Regions from separate parts of the Homo sapiens genome. Here region 2 is linked to region 1. A link is a contact called in ENCODE Hi-C or POLR2A ChIA-PET data. All regions are on one chromosome and are shown on one strand. Each heading gives the region's core, a stretch centred on a gene start or an enhancer-like site at or near the end of the contact. The rest is flanking DNA. Distances are from core to core; before and after follow the strand shown.

Region 1 (7,393 bases), core at 3,955-6,454:
TAGTTATGCCTGGGATAAAAAAGCTCTGATGTAGGTCAGTGAGTCCCAGCCTGTAGGTCACGAGTCGCTCAGTGTGGTTTATAAGTTGTGTCAACAAGGTAGCTCCCATTGCTTCAGTCAGTGTCAGAAAGTAGGGTTGCAGTGAAAGGGGCCGGCAGGGAGAAGAGTTATGCAGAATTTTGGCAGGATCTGTCAACATTGCTAATGTCCCAGCAGTCCTACTTAAGGGATCTAACACATGAGAATGTCATTACTGTGTGCAAACTTGTGTGTGTGTGTGTAAGAGTGGTCACTGTAGCATGGCTTAGAAGGGCAGCAGTGTCAAGTTATGGTCCAGTAAACTGTAATATTGGGGACGTACAGAGGTATACTGTTTTTGTTTGTTTGTTTGTTTGTTTTTGAGACAGAGTTTCGGTCTGTCGCCCAGGCTGGAGTGCAATGGCGCGCGATCTCAGCTCACTGCAAGCTCCGCCTCCCAGGTTCACGCCATTCTCCCTTCTCAGCCTCTGAGTAGCTGGGACTACAGGTGCATGCCACTACACCCAGCTAATTTTTTTTTTTTCGTATTTTTAGTAGAGACGGGGTTTCACCGTGTTAGCCAGGATGGTCTCGATCTCCTGACCTCGTGATCCTCCCGCATCGGCCTCCCAAAGCACTGGGATTACAGGCGTGAGCCACCGCCCCCGGCCGGAGGTATACTGTTTCAAAGGTTGAGAGGAATGGAGTGAGTCTAAATGTGCTGACTTGGAAGCTTGTCCAAGGAATATTTTAGATTACTTTTATCTTATTTATTTATTTTTTTCTTGAGACGGAGTCTCACACTGTCACTGGGGCTGGAGTGCAATGGCGTGATCTCGGCTCACTGCAACCTCTGCCTCCCAGTTTCACATGATTCTCCTGCTTTACCCTCCTGAGTAGCTGGAATTACAGGAGCACACCACCACACCTGGCTAATTTTTTGTATTTTTAGTAGAGATGAGGTTTCACTATGTTGGTCAAACTGGTCTCGAACTCCTGACCTCGGGATCCACCCACCTCGGCCTCCCAAAGTGCTGGGATTACAGGCGTGAGCCACCACGCTGGGTCTACATTACTTTTATTTTAAAAATTAATTAATTAATTATTTCAGACAGGGTCTTGCTCTGTTGCCAGGCCAAAGTGAAGTGGCACCATCACAGCTCATTGCAACCCTAACTTCTCAGGCTCAAATGATCTTCTGATCTCAGCCTCCTTAGTAGCTGAGACTATAGATGCACAGCACCATGGCTGACTAATTTTTACAAAAATTTTTTGTAGAGATGGGTCTCACTATGTTGCCCAAGTTGATCTCACACCCCTGGGCTCAAGCAATCCTCCTGCCTCAGCCTCCCAAAGTGCTGGGATTACAGATATGAGCCACTGCGCTTGGCCTATTTTAAAGTGGAAAAAAAAAAAGGCTTCAGAACATTCTGAGCCTGGGCAGTATAAGAAGGCAACATCTCTACAAAAAATTAAGTTTAGCTGGGTGTGGTAGGATGTGCCTGTAGTCTTAACTACTCAGGAGCCTGAGGCAGAAGGATCACTTGAGCCCAGGAGTTTGAGGCTGCAGTGAGCTGTGATCATGCCACTGCACTCTAGTCTGGGCAACAGAAGAAGATCCTATCTCAAAAAAAAAAAAAAAAAAAGGGATAAAATAAAAAGAACGTTCTGTATAATGTGATTCCATTTCTGGTTTGAAAAATTATACATGTTGTAAAGTCATAGAGAAATATCTAGAAGAAAATGTATAAAGTGATTACCTTGTATGACCTTTGGAAGATGGAAGATGGGGTTAACAAAGTTTTGTGGGAAATATATTTTTCATTTTTTTTCTTTTTCTGTTTTTATTTTTTAGAGACAGAGTCTTGCTCAGGTCCTTGCCCAGGCTGGAGTGTAGTGCAATTCACTGCAACCTTGAATTCCTGGGCTCAAGCAATCCTCCTGCCTCAGCTTCTTGAGTAGCTAAAGCTACAGGTATGCACCACCATGTCCAGCTAATTTTTTAAAACTTTTTTTTTTGTTTGCTTTTGTTTTTGTAGAGACAGGGCCCTACTATTTTGCCCAGACTACTCTTGAACTCCTGAGCTCAAGTGATCCTCCTGTCTTGGCCTCCCAAAGTGCTGGAATTGGAGGGGTGAGTTACTGCGTCCTGCCTCCGTTATATTCTTTATAGGTATTTTCTATAGATTTTTTTTTCCTTTTATATTTCCATTTTGTTTGCTGGAGGGCTTATTGCTTTTGTGGATAAAGCCAATGCTTTCTAAAAAGGAACACAATAAACTGTGTTTATATTTGTTTATCTCCTAATAATAGGTTTTAGAGTTATAAAACTCATGTATTATGACACAAATTCAAAAAGTATTAAAAGTTATACAATGAGTAGTAGGTCTCCTTACCATGCCGATTTTCAGTCTCATCTCCAGAATTTCTGTGCAAATACAATCAAGTATATAATAAAATGCCCCTTCAGAAAACATTCATGCACAAATGGGACGCCCTGGTGTGCTACACTGTGCATTTTTTTAACTTTACAATATATCACATAGAGCTTTTCCTATAATGACATATGCAGATTATGGTGCGGTTGTTCTATAAGTGATTTACCAGGCATTTAGGCTATTTTTTATGTTTTGAGATGGAGTTTCACTGTGACCCAGGCTGGAGTGAAGTGGCGCAATCTCAGCTCACTGCAACCTCCATCTCCCAGGTTCAAGTGATCCTTCTGCCTCAGCCTCCCGAGTAGCTGGGATTATAGGCGTGCGCCACCTTACCTAGCTAATTCATGTGTTTTTGATAGAGACGGGGTTTCGCCATGTTGGCCAGGCTGGTCTTGGACTCCTGACCTCAAGTGATCCACCCGCCTCAGCCTACAAAGTGCTGGGATTACAGGTATAAGCCACTGTGCCCAGCCCATTTAGGTTATGTTTTTTTCTATTATAAACAATGTTGTAAATGATGTGTGTGGCATATACATATAACAGGATGTTAAAATGGAACTCTTTAAGTCTCAGTTTCCGGCTGAGACTGCAAATCGCTAGAAACCATACAATAGGTACTTGAATATCTCCCTCCCCAATGTTAAATGAGGTGCTAGACCACCTTGGCAGGCCCTGGTATTCTGCCAGCATGGACCATCCTTTGCCTGACACCAGCCTTCAGAGGCTGGGAGGGGAGGCAGTCTCTGGTGAATCCTGTCACAGTGTCTTTTGTCTCTCCCCACCCTCATCTCCCAGGAGAGGGTCGGCTGGAGAAAGCCAACTGAGAAAGCCTGAAAGGGAGAGCTCAGCGTTGGTCCCTGGAACCTGAATTTGGGAGCTTAAGACCAGGAAAGAGAAGCTGAGGCTGGGCTGGCCTGAGGTGACAGAGAGAGAAAAAGAGAGAACACCCTTCCTCCTCCCGGGAGCAAGGGAGCGTCCACCAGCAGAGGAGAGCAAAAAGCCCTGTTGTCTGGGAACCAAAAAGGGGCCAGCAGGAAAGAGATAGACTAGAGCCACCTAGAATGGGGCTTTTCCTGACAGCGCCCTTTGAAAGGCAGAGGAGGGACTGTTGGAAGCCCAACAGTCCAACAGATAGACTCAGAAAGCAGCAGCCAGGAGGAGGCCTCACTGCATTCAGGCGACTGCCAGTGAGTTCCCAAGGGCGGAATGCCTGGGGAACCTACACACACCACCCAGCCCAGAGGGCAGCATCCCCGGCTCCCAGCAGGACCAGCCTTGGGAAGCTCTGCCCCCTTCCCTATTTCCTCTTTTTCTGGGTCCTGTCCCAGGTAGGGAGATACTGAGGGTGAAGAGGTGAGAGGAAGAGGGGGGACAACCTTGTCTCCCCCTTCCCCCACAGCTGGCATTTAAGTTTGAAGCAGACCTGGGCTGAAGAAGGGAGAAATTTTCAAATGAGATTTGTTCAGAGTTCTGGCAAACATGCTGGAATGTGTGCTTTTAAATTACAGAGACTGCTCTTTGGAAATAAGGGACCCAGTGAATAAGTTCACAGGGTGAGCAAAAATAAAGCAGCATTATGATCGCCCCTTATTGAATCCAGCTTATTGGATGTCCTTTGAGAACATGTGTGATTTTATATGAGGAATAAATGTTTAGAAGTGGAATTTCTGTGTCAAGTAATACAGTATATTTTAATGTTGATAGATGTGGTCAAATTGCCCTCCAAATAATTTGTTCTTATTAACACTTTCCCAGGGGTGGATGAAAGTGGCTCCCGTTGACACCTTTTCATTTTAGTCTTTGCTACTCTACCAGATTTTTTTTTTAAAAAGATATTTCTTATATATATATTTATATATAATATATTCCATATATATGTGTATATTTCATTATGAGGGAAGTTAAAACATTTCTATTTCTTTTTCTGTGAACACCATTGCTAATGTCATTTGCCCATTCCTTTTTTTTCCTTTTGAGTTGTTGAGTTTTTTCTTTGTAATTTGTAAGAACTCTTTATATAAAAGGCATTAGTCCTTGCTCTATCACATATGTTACAAATGTTTGTCAATGTGTGCTATTGGCCTTTGATGAAAGTTATTGCACACTAACAGATTTTTAGATGTGTATGGATCCTACTGTCTAGAACGAATGCAAGTTTACTCTAGAGTGCACCTGAATTAACAGCTGGCTTTTTTCCTTTTGTATATTCATAATCAACAGGCACTGAAAGCCTAAGTAACGTCACGGGAGGTGAGGGATGGCCCTTGAGATCAAGAGGTTGGAAACCGCTAGTCTAGGCTGTACTGGACCTACCTAAACTGTGCCCAGAGCTAAGCCCAGCCCTCCTGGGTTGAAGCTCCAGCACTGATGTCTCTCATGGAGTCAGAAGTCATTAACTTACTAATTCCATATAAAACACAGCAATAGCATTTCAAGGTGGAGCCAACCAAAATGGAAGCGGAATGGCTCTCTTCCTCTCTCCCTTCTCCCTCTGCATCCCCTTCCCTTCCTCCTTTGTTTACCTCCTAAAGGGGAGAGTAAGGCAGAGAAGAAAACAAAGGGTAAGGAGAAAGGGAAGGCTCCCCATTGTGGAGAATTAAGACAACTCTCTTGCTTGGGGCTCCAGGACCCTCTCATCTGGCCACCCCTTCCTCTTCTCTGTCCCCAACATCCTGCCTCATTGTTACACCAGCCTCCTAGCTACACTCTTCCCAGGCACCCTCTGGCCTTGCCACCAGCTGCTTTCTCTGCTGAGAACTTGCTTCCCCTTCCCTGCTTTGTGGACTCTGACATTTCAAATGTCACTTCCTCTAGGAAGCTTTCCCTGGCCAGGCTGACTGAAGTGTTCCCTCCCAGGGCTCCTGTCTTTTTTACAGCACTTCTGATAGTTATATTAGAGGTGTGTGTCTCTCCCACTAACCAGGGAGGTCCTTGAAGGTACATTTGCCTGATTCATCTCTGGTTCTGCCCCAGCACCAGAGCAGCTTAGTCAATGTTCATTGAACAAAGCCCTATTTAAAGAGCAAAAGTGTGTGTTGGCAAGGCGTCCTGACAGTGCTGCTGGGACAATATCCTTCCCTGGAGGGACAGAGCACCCCAGCCAGCTTTCCCCCAGGTCGCTGTCCCCCTCCTCAAGTCCTAAGCTAGAGCCTGGCAACCCTGACTGAGTCCTGTGGATTCACATGGGAGTAATGCCTCGATGTGCAGAGGTCAACCACTGACCTCTATTGGAAGCCCCGCTCCCCATACTGGTGCCAGAGAAGAAGCAGACAAAAATTCAGAGTCACCACCTATGGAATCTCATCCCTGAGGAAAGTTCACTTAGAACAGTGGTCACTTAAACTTTGGTCACTATCAGAATCACCTAGGGAACTCTGGAAAAACAACAAGGCCCAGGCCTAATCCTACTTCAGAGAGAAGTTTGAGAACCACTGGTTTAGACAACGGTGACTCATCCAATTTCTTCAGCTACTGTGATCTGCTTATGCTTCTTCTTACAGGAGTGCTGATCCTAAAGGGTTGTGGGGCTCCTGCCTTTCCTTCCCCTCACACCTTTCCCCACTAGGTTTTAAGCAGAGTTAAGTTCACATACGAATTTGTCGTTATCCACGACAACGTTTATTTGTGCCCAACATGTATGTGTGGAATGAATACACACAGGAACAAACAAGATACTTCAGTTAGGAAGCATGTACAGCCTTCTGCTTGGAGCAACAGACCCGACACTAAGAGGGATGGAAGACAGGGTCCTGCCCTTGGGGACTGGGGATTCTGGCATCACAGTCCTGCTGTCGATCGCATGTCCCTCAGAGCTTCAGTTTCTTCAGCTCTTAAGAAGGAATAATAACGATAACAATACTATCTAGCTGCATGGCTTGGTGTGAGGATTATATAAAATAATGAGAGTGAAAGTGTTTTCTAAGCAAACTCATGAACATAAGATACCGTCACAAAGAAAAATCAATCTTACGAATAATTACAAATAAACAAATTTTGTTAAACTCTCCCTAGCCTGCACATGTTAAGATATTGAGGCCAGGTGCGGTGGCTCACGTCTGTAACCCCAGCACTTTGGGAGGCCAAGGTGGGCGGATCACGAGGTCAGGAGTTCGAGACCATCCTGGCCAATATGGTAAAACCCCGTCTCTACTAAAAATACAAAATTAGCTGGGTGTGGTGGTGGGCGCCTGTAATCTCAGCTACTCTGGAGGCTGAGGCAGGAGAATCGCTTGAACCTGGGAGGTGGAAGTTGCAGTGAGCCCAGACCGCACCATTGCACTCCAGTCTGGGCAATAAGAGCGTGACTTGGTCTCAAAAAAAAGAAAAAAAAAAAAAAGAAATTGAGCTGTTCATTTTTTCTTTAGTTTCTAAGCTCTTGCAGAGATGTGGCAAGTCACTGGTGGTTTCCTTTGGAGAGGACTTTGTTGCAAAGCCTTCTCTCCTTGCCTTGTGGTCAGCTCCATTTGCCTTCTGCCCATTCAGAGCCGTCGCAGATGCTGGTGGGCTATCCTTTGTCTCTGAGAGGCATTGAGAAGACTATACTCAAAATTTCTGATGTGCTTGCCATTTGCAAAGCATCACTTCCCTTTTAAGAGAAGAAGTTATTCTTTATCAAGAAAAAAAAATGCTTACACTTTGGATGGTTTGCACAGAAGCAGACCACATATTTTCTCAGAAATATGCAGAAATGAATGCCAGGTAAAGTTCTTGGCTTGTAAAAAATAGGATTAACCTTTGACATTTATTAATCTTTCTTAGTTTCCTGAGAACCTTCGCATCTATTTTCTCATCATTTTCTCACATTCACCCTTCAAAGTTGTTTGTGATGTTACCTGTATTTCACAGATATGAAAAGTGAGCCTCCAAAAGGAGGTAAGGAAGGCCCTCACAGGGTCTCCCAGCTAAGATGGTAGGATCACCCTTCCAAATGGGCAGAG
Region 2 (6,977 bases), core at 3,788-6,287, 85 kb after region 1:
GGTGATTTGTGAGATTTTGGTGCACCCATAATGTGAGCAGTATACACTGAACCATATTTGCAGCCTTTTATCCCTCACCTCCCTCCAACTCCTGCTCCCAAGTCCTCAAAGTTCATTGTATCATTCTTATGCCTTTGGGTTCTCATAGCTTAGATCCCACATATCAGTGAGAACATACAATGTTTAGTTTTCCATTCCTGAGTTGCTGATTTAGAATAATAGTCTTCAATCTCATCCAGGTCACTGCAAATGCTGTTAATTCATTCCTTTTTCCATATATATATGATGGAATACTATACAGCCATATATATATATATATGATGGAATAGTATACAGCCATAAAAAGGAATGAATTAACATTATCAGAGTTTCTTTATCCACTCGTTGATTGATGGGCATTTGGGTTGGTTCCATGATTTTGCAATTGTGAATTGTGCTGCTATAAACATGCTTGTGCAAGTATCTTTTTCGAATAATGACTTCTTTTCCTTTGCATAGATATCCAATAGTGGGATTGCTGGATCAAATGGTAGTTCTACTTTTAGTTCTTTAAGGAATCTCCACACTGTTTTCCATAGTGGCTATACTAGTTTGCATTTCCACTAGCAGTGTAGAAGTGTTCCCTGTTCACCACATCCATGCCAACATCTATTGTTTTCTGATTTTTTTGTTTGGCCATTCTTGCAGGAGTAAGGTGGTATCACATTGTGGTTTTCATTTGCATTTCCCTGATCATTAGTGATGTTGAGCATTTTTTTCATATATTTGTTGGCCATTTGTGTATCTTCTTTTGATAATTGTCTATTCATGTCCTTAGTCCACTTTTTGATGGGATTTTTTGTTTTTTTCTTACTGATTTGTTTGGGTTCTTTGTAGATTCTGGATATTAGTCCTTTGTCAGACGTATAGATTGTGAAGATTTTCTCCCACTCTGTGGGTTATCTGTTTACTCTGCTGACTGTTCCTTTTGCTGTGCAAAAGCTCTTTAGTTTAATTAGGTACCAGCTATTTATCTTTGTTTTTGTTGCTTTTGCTTTTGGGTTCTTAGTTATGAAATCCTTGCCTAAGCTAATGTCTAGAAGGGTTTTTCCAATGTTATCTTCTAGAATTTTTACAATTTCAGCTCTTAGGTTTAAGTCCTTATTCCTTCTTGAATTTATTTTTGTATAAGGTGAGACATAAGGATCCAGTTTTATTCTCCCACATGTGGCTAGCCAGTTATCCCAGCACCATTTGTTGAAAAGGGTGTGCTTTCCCCAATTCATGTTTTTGTTTGCTTTGTCAAAGATCAGTTAGCTGTAAGCATTTGGGATTATTTCTGGGTTCTCTATTCTTTTCCATTGGCCAATGTGTCTATTTTTACACCAGTACCACACCATTTTGGTGACTATGGTCTCATAGTATAGTTTGAAATCAGATAGTGTGATGCCTCCAGATTTGTTCTTTTTGCTTAGTCTTGCTTTGGCTATGCAGGCTCTTTTTTGCTTCCATATGAAATTTAGAATTTTTTTTTCTAATTTTATGAAGATAATGGTGGTATTTTGATGGGAATTGTATTGAATTTGTTGATTGCTTTTGGCAGTATGGTCATTTTCACAATATCGATTATGCCCATCCATGAGCATGGGATGTGTTTCCATTTGGTCGTGTCATCTATGATTTCTTTCAGCAGTGTTTTGTAGTTTTCCTTGTAGAGGTCTTTCAACTCCTTGGTTAGATATATTCCTAAGTATTTTATTTTATTATTTTTTGCAGCTATTGTAAAAGAGATTGAGTTCTTGATTTGATTTTCTGCTTGGTCCCTGTTGGTGTGTAGAAGAGCTACTGATGTGTGTATATTAATCTTGTATCTGGAAACTTTGCTGAATTTTTTTTTTATCAGTTCTAGGAGCTTTCTGGAGGAGTCCTTAAGGTTTTCAAGGTAAACGATCATATTGTCAGTAAACAGTGACAATTTGACTTCCCCTTTATCGATTTGGATGCCCTTTATCTCTTTCTTTTGTCTGATTGCTCTGGCTAGGACTTCCAGTACTATGTTGAAGAGGAGTGGTGAGAGTGGGCATTCTTGTCTTGTTTAGTTCTCAGAGGGAATGTTACCAAAAATATTACCAAAAATAAAGAAGAATTTTTTTAATGATAAAGAGATCAATTCAGTTGTAAGACATAACATTTACAAATTTGTATTCACTCATATCAATCTTTAAAATATATAAAATGAAAATTGAGAGAAATAAAAGGATAAATGAAAAAAATAATGGAAATAAAGGATAAATAATGGAGAAATGAAGGATAAATGGGAAAAAAAAAACAGAGCTTCCACCACTACCACTTCCCGTCCATGTTCCCAGAACATTGTCCTTTTGATGGAAAGCTGTTATCTGAGTGCGGGTAGTTTATTTGGAAGGAGGCCCCAACAAATTTTGCTAGATCTGAGACACAGAGGGGAGGGAAATATCATCAAGCCAGTTGCTATTATAAGCTACTGGAGCTCAGTCCCATGGAGAGCCCTGGGTGATGGTATGGATCATGACTAAAGGCTGAACCAACAGAGAAGCAAGGAAGCTGTACTATGTCAGAGGGCTGTTCACAGGGGCATTGATTCTATGCCCTCTGCCTTGCCCTGTGCTTGGGCCAAATAGACTCTTATGACCAGAAAAAAAGAAAATTACATGTGCTCACTTTGTGTTAAGCAGCCTTTGGTGTGCAGAGGTTAATAATGAAGGCATGTGGGCAGAGCTTCTATAAGGACAATTATAGGGGTAATACCCTGTACCTCTCAGAGTTGTTGTGAGAATAAATGATGTAAGTGCCTGGTGCTTGATATATATAAATTTGTTTTTTTTTTTTTTTTTTTTTCAGAAAATCAGGCCAGGCATGGTGGCTCACAACTGTAATCCCAGCACTATAGGAGGCCAAGGCAGATGGATGGCTTGAGCCTAGGAGTTTGAGACCAGCCTGGGCAGAATAGTGAGACCCTATTTCTACAAAAAATACAGAAAAATCAGCCAGGCTTGGTGGCATGCTCCTGTAGTCCGAGCTACTCGGAAAGCTGAGGTGGGAGAGTCACTTCAGCCTGGGAGATCAAGACTGCAGTGAGCAGTGATGAAACTACTGCACTCCAGCCTGGGTTTCAGAGCAAGTCCCTGTCTCAGAAAGAAAAAAAAAAGAAAAAAGAAAACAAGTCAGTATTTTCCCCCCAAAGAAAGGCTCATGGGAATCTTACAAAATGAGGTTTTAGGAACCAAAATTACTTCATGTAGTACTCTCTAGTAAAGGCAGAGGATGCAAATGTTGCAGTGGGTCTCTGGTCAGCCGCCATGAGTCTCTTGGATCTAACACTTGCTCTCTTCAGACTTCAGTTTCCTCATAAGGTGAGAACAAGGCTGTATCTCAGTGCTCTGGGCCTGCTCACACATCCTGCTCATATGAATGTGAGAGCCACACCAGCCCTCTGGGAAGTAGTCCCTCAAACAGCAGCCCAGTGCAGGGGGAAGGATGCAAACACTACAGGCAGATCAGTTTAATCCACTTTTGGGCAGGGTGACCTTAGGAAAGCCCATTTCCTTCTGCCTCAATTGTCACCTCTGTAAAATGGAAACAATAATATTTATTTCCGTGGCTGTTTGGAGGATTACATAAAATAACAAATACAGTGGCATTCCATTTTTCTGAGGCAATTATGTTCTATAAAGTCACTGCAAACACTGAATTACTGGAATAGTGAGCCATTGCTCTTACTGGAAATACAGGATTAGGTTCCTGAAAAATCTCTGGTCACAACATCTTTGTCAACTGATCAATACATAACCATGATGTATGTGTGTTTCTTTTTAAAGGTACCTTATTTAATATCATTGTTGATTCATTAATATTAAACTCATGCCTAAGAATACTTTAAGTCATATCTGAATGAAGCGTATCTAATATGTATATTCTCTCTGAAGGTACATCACTGCTCTCTTGCACTTAAACACACCAGACAGCACTTCAGCACTATATCTGGAGACCATTTCAAACAGTAAAATCTCCAATAAAAGCAAAAAAAAAAAAAAAGTGAAATTTATGGCACTAAATAGACTGCAGAAAGGACACCTGTTGATAGGATGAGAGCTGAAAAAAAAGGTAGAGGGCCGCAAGTGATGGCTCACACCTATAATCCCAGCATTTGGGAGGCCAAGGAGGGTGGATCACCTGAGGTCAGGAGTGTGAGACCAGCCTGGCCAACATGGTGAAACCTCATCTCTACTAAAAATACAACAATTAGCTGGGCATGGTGGCATGCACCTGTAATCCCAGCTACTCAGGAGGCTGAGGCAGGAGAATCTCTTGAACCCGTGAGGAGGAGGTTGCAGTGAGCTGAGATCACGCCACTACACTCTAGCCTGGGTGACGGAGTGAGACTCCATCTTGGAAAAAAAAAATAAAAGAAAATAAAGAAGGTACAGCATGGCCTCGCTCAGCTGGGAATGTGTGTGTGCATCAAGCAACTATTTTTTTTTGCTGTTCTGTGCTTGTCTGTGAACAGCCATGAAAATGCCGAAACACTGCACATGTTAATATTGGGGTTATAAGTAAATTTAGCGAGTAAGCAAATTTGCAAATATGGAATCTGCAAATAATGATTTGACTGTGCTTAGTAATTGGCCAGTAAAAAACTGGCAGCTTATTATATTATCATCAGGGAAAGCATAGGGTCTGGTAAAGATCTGTTAGGGTACACTAGGAATCCAAACTCCAACTGGTGCCCATAGGAGTGGGAGGGAAATCTGCAAGTGTGGAGCCCCTCAAATCAATGCTCCAGGGAGCCTTGAGTCCCTCTGTCACCTCTCGGCCAGGTCTCCAAGAACTCCCTAACTCCTTGGACTTAACTCTTGGATCTCCCTGACAATTGCAGTAGGTGAAAACTCCAGGGCCGCAGCAGGAGGCTGCTGCATTTGATGTCGAGGCTGTTGGCCCTCTCTATGCCTAGGATAAGCCCCGTTTGGCCTGGTCCAACTCAACCTGGCTCAAACGGCTGCATGCCATTGCTCGTAAGCACAGGCCTGTATCCTGCCATTGTTCTGGGAATGACCACGGTGGGACCGACCGGCAGGAGAATAGCACTACAGATAGGGAGTGTGTTTCCAAACTGCAGGGTCACAGGGAAAAAGAAATTGACCTGTTCCACATCACACCACCCCCTTCCTGCTCTCCACCCTAACTCTCCGGTCAGGTGACCAGAGAAGCCCCAGGGGGTCCTTAACCTGGATTTGTGCACTTTCCCAGGAAGCCAGCAGGAAAAGAAAGGGAACTCCCATTTCTCAAGCCTTTCTCTGTGCCAAGCCTGGTGCTTGCCACTTTCCATTTCCTGCCTCGTGGAGTCCTCCCAATAACCCTGCAGTGTCCAGACCATCCTGGGTTTCAGATGAGGAAACTGAGGTTCAGAGTGGCCCAGTGAATAGCAATGAATGCAACCCCATTTGACGTTTGGCAGCATTAACTCATTTTGAGCCACAATGCGGGATTCTGTTACAGAGACTTTTCAAAGAGCATAAAAGAGTTGCATAAAAGCGACTTCACAGGGGCCCTGTAACAATCATTAAGATAAAATATAATAATAATAATAAGAGCAATAACGACAACTTCTGAGTGTTTTCTAAATGAATAAACTATACTAAGTGCTTTACATAACTTTCCCTCAATTAACCATTTCTGCGACATTCTGAGTTATGAATTATCATTATGCCCATTTTACAAATGAGGTATCTGAGGCTCAGAGATGTAAGCTGACTTGCCTGGGGTTACGGAGGTCATAACTTAGAAAACAGGGGAGCGGGGGACTAGAATCCAGAGCCTCTCCTCTTACTTGTCACGCTAGAGGCTGGGGCCAAAGTGGGGCCCCTTTCTCATTCTCAATCCCCCTCCCATACCCTCGGTGTCTCTTTCATCTCACAGTGCGACAGGCAGCAAAGGTTGCCAGGAGCCCCAGTCCCTTCGTCTGCAGGAAGAGGCCAGAGCCTTCTAAACCAGAGGTACTGTGCTTGCTGCTGCTGCTGCCTGGTTATTCCCATCCCTTCCTGCTCATTAGCCTCATTCTCTTCCTCATCCCCACCAGTTTCATCCCCATCATGCTACAGGGCTCAAAAGATTCCTACTCTCCCAGCCTCCTTTTGGCTCCAACTTGTTCATTTTTAGAGTTTCTTGTAAGCTCCAGGACTTCTGTTCTGTTAGCCTTTGTTTCCACAGAGAAGGACAATGAAAGGACCTACCATTTATTGAAGTCCTACTGGATGCTGGGCACTGTGTTAAGCCACCATGCCCAGTGATGAGTATTACTACCACCCTTTTACAGACGAAGTCACTTGAGAAAGATCAAGTCACTTCCCCAAGATAACAGTGGATGATTCTCATAGAGCTAGAATTGGAAACCTGGAAAAGAATTACTGAGGAATCCTTGGTTTTGAAAGAATATCATCTGCTTCCTTTTCTCTCCTCCATTCCCTTCCTGCTAGTGTGTTCATTAGTGTTTTAATGGGGTGGTTTTCTTAGGGGGACTATGAATTTGGAGCTTTCATCTGATGGCCCACCAATACTTGCAATGGGATCAATGAGCTCTTCACACTCAGGAGGTACCCAAATTGCATGCACATAGAGTTTCTAAGTATTTCTTGATCATCTCTCACTGCAAGGCCAACACAGAAGCACGCATACAATCCCAGCATCTTCTCTCCTGTCCTGATCTTGGGGGTGGGCGGTGAGGGTAATAGTTAAATTGTGGGAGGTAAGGCAGATGGATGGGAGGTGCTGAGCTCCTGACTTGCAGCCCTCATTCACGCCCTGGCTGATGCAGGCTTCCTCCCACTTGCATTGTGCTGACCACATGGCCTTGTCATGGAAACATAGACTGGAGCCTCATGAGCAGGCCAAATCTCTCCCTCCCTCAGGACACTGCTGGAACAAGAGGCTGTGGAAAGCCTCGTTTGGCACTGGGAAAGGTA

The links. Hi-C counts contacts between places; a loop is a spot of excess contacts on that map. ChIA-PET counts read pairs that join two places held with the same protein, here RNA polymerase II (POLR2A). Pooled maps may share reads with other maps.
Region 2: a loop to region 1 is called in a map of heart left ventricle, with 2.9 times the contacts of the local background. The contact joins two enhancer-like sites. A Hi-C loop is called at or near these places in 3 of 168 maps with a recorded cell type or tissue (CD14-positive monocyte, gastrocnemius medialis and heart left ventricle) and 6 of 50 pooled maps. POLR2A ChIA-PET finds 5 or more read pairs at or near these places in 1 of 52 experiments (GM12878).

Annotation. Positions count from the first base shown.
Region 1 is chr9:107,678,532-107,685,924 of GRCh38, forward strand. No RefSeq gene overlaps it. Among named protein-coding and RNA genes, the nearest start is that of KLF4, 190 kb to the left of the region's middle. Within about 2 kb of position 5,205, at least 7 of the 41 ENCODE cell types and tissues checked have a DNase peak (open chromatin) inside an H3K27ac peak, as active enhancers do.
Region 2 is chr9:107,763,327-107,770,303 of GRCh38, forward strand. All of the region lies in intron 2 of LOC105376208 (a long non-coding RNA gene), which reads left to right. All of the region lies in intron 2 of LOC105376209 (a long non-coding RNA gene), which reads right to left. Among named protein-coding and RNA genes, the nearest start is that of KLF4, 280 kb to the left of the region's middle. Within about 2 kb of position 5,038, at least 5 of the 41 ENCODE cell types and tissues checked have a DNase peak (open chromatin) inside an H3K27ac peak, as active enhancers do.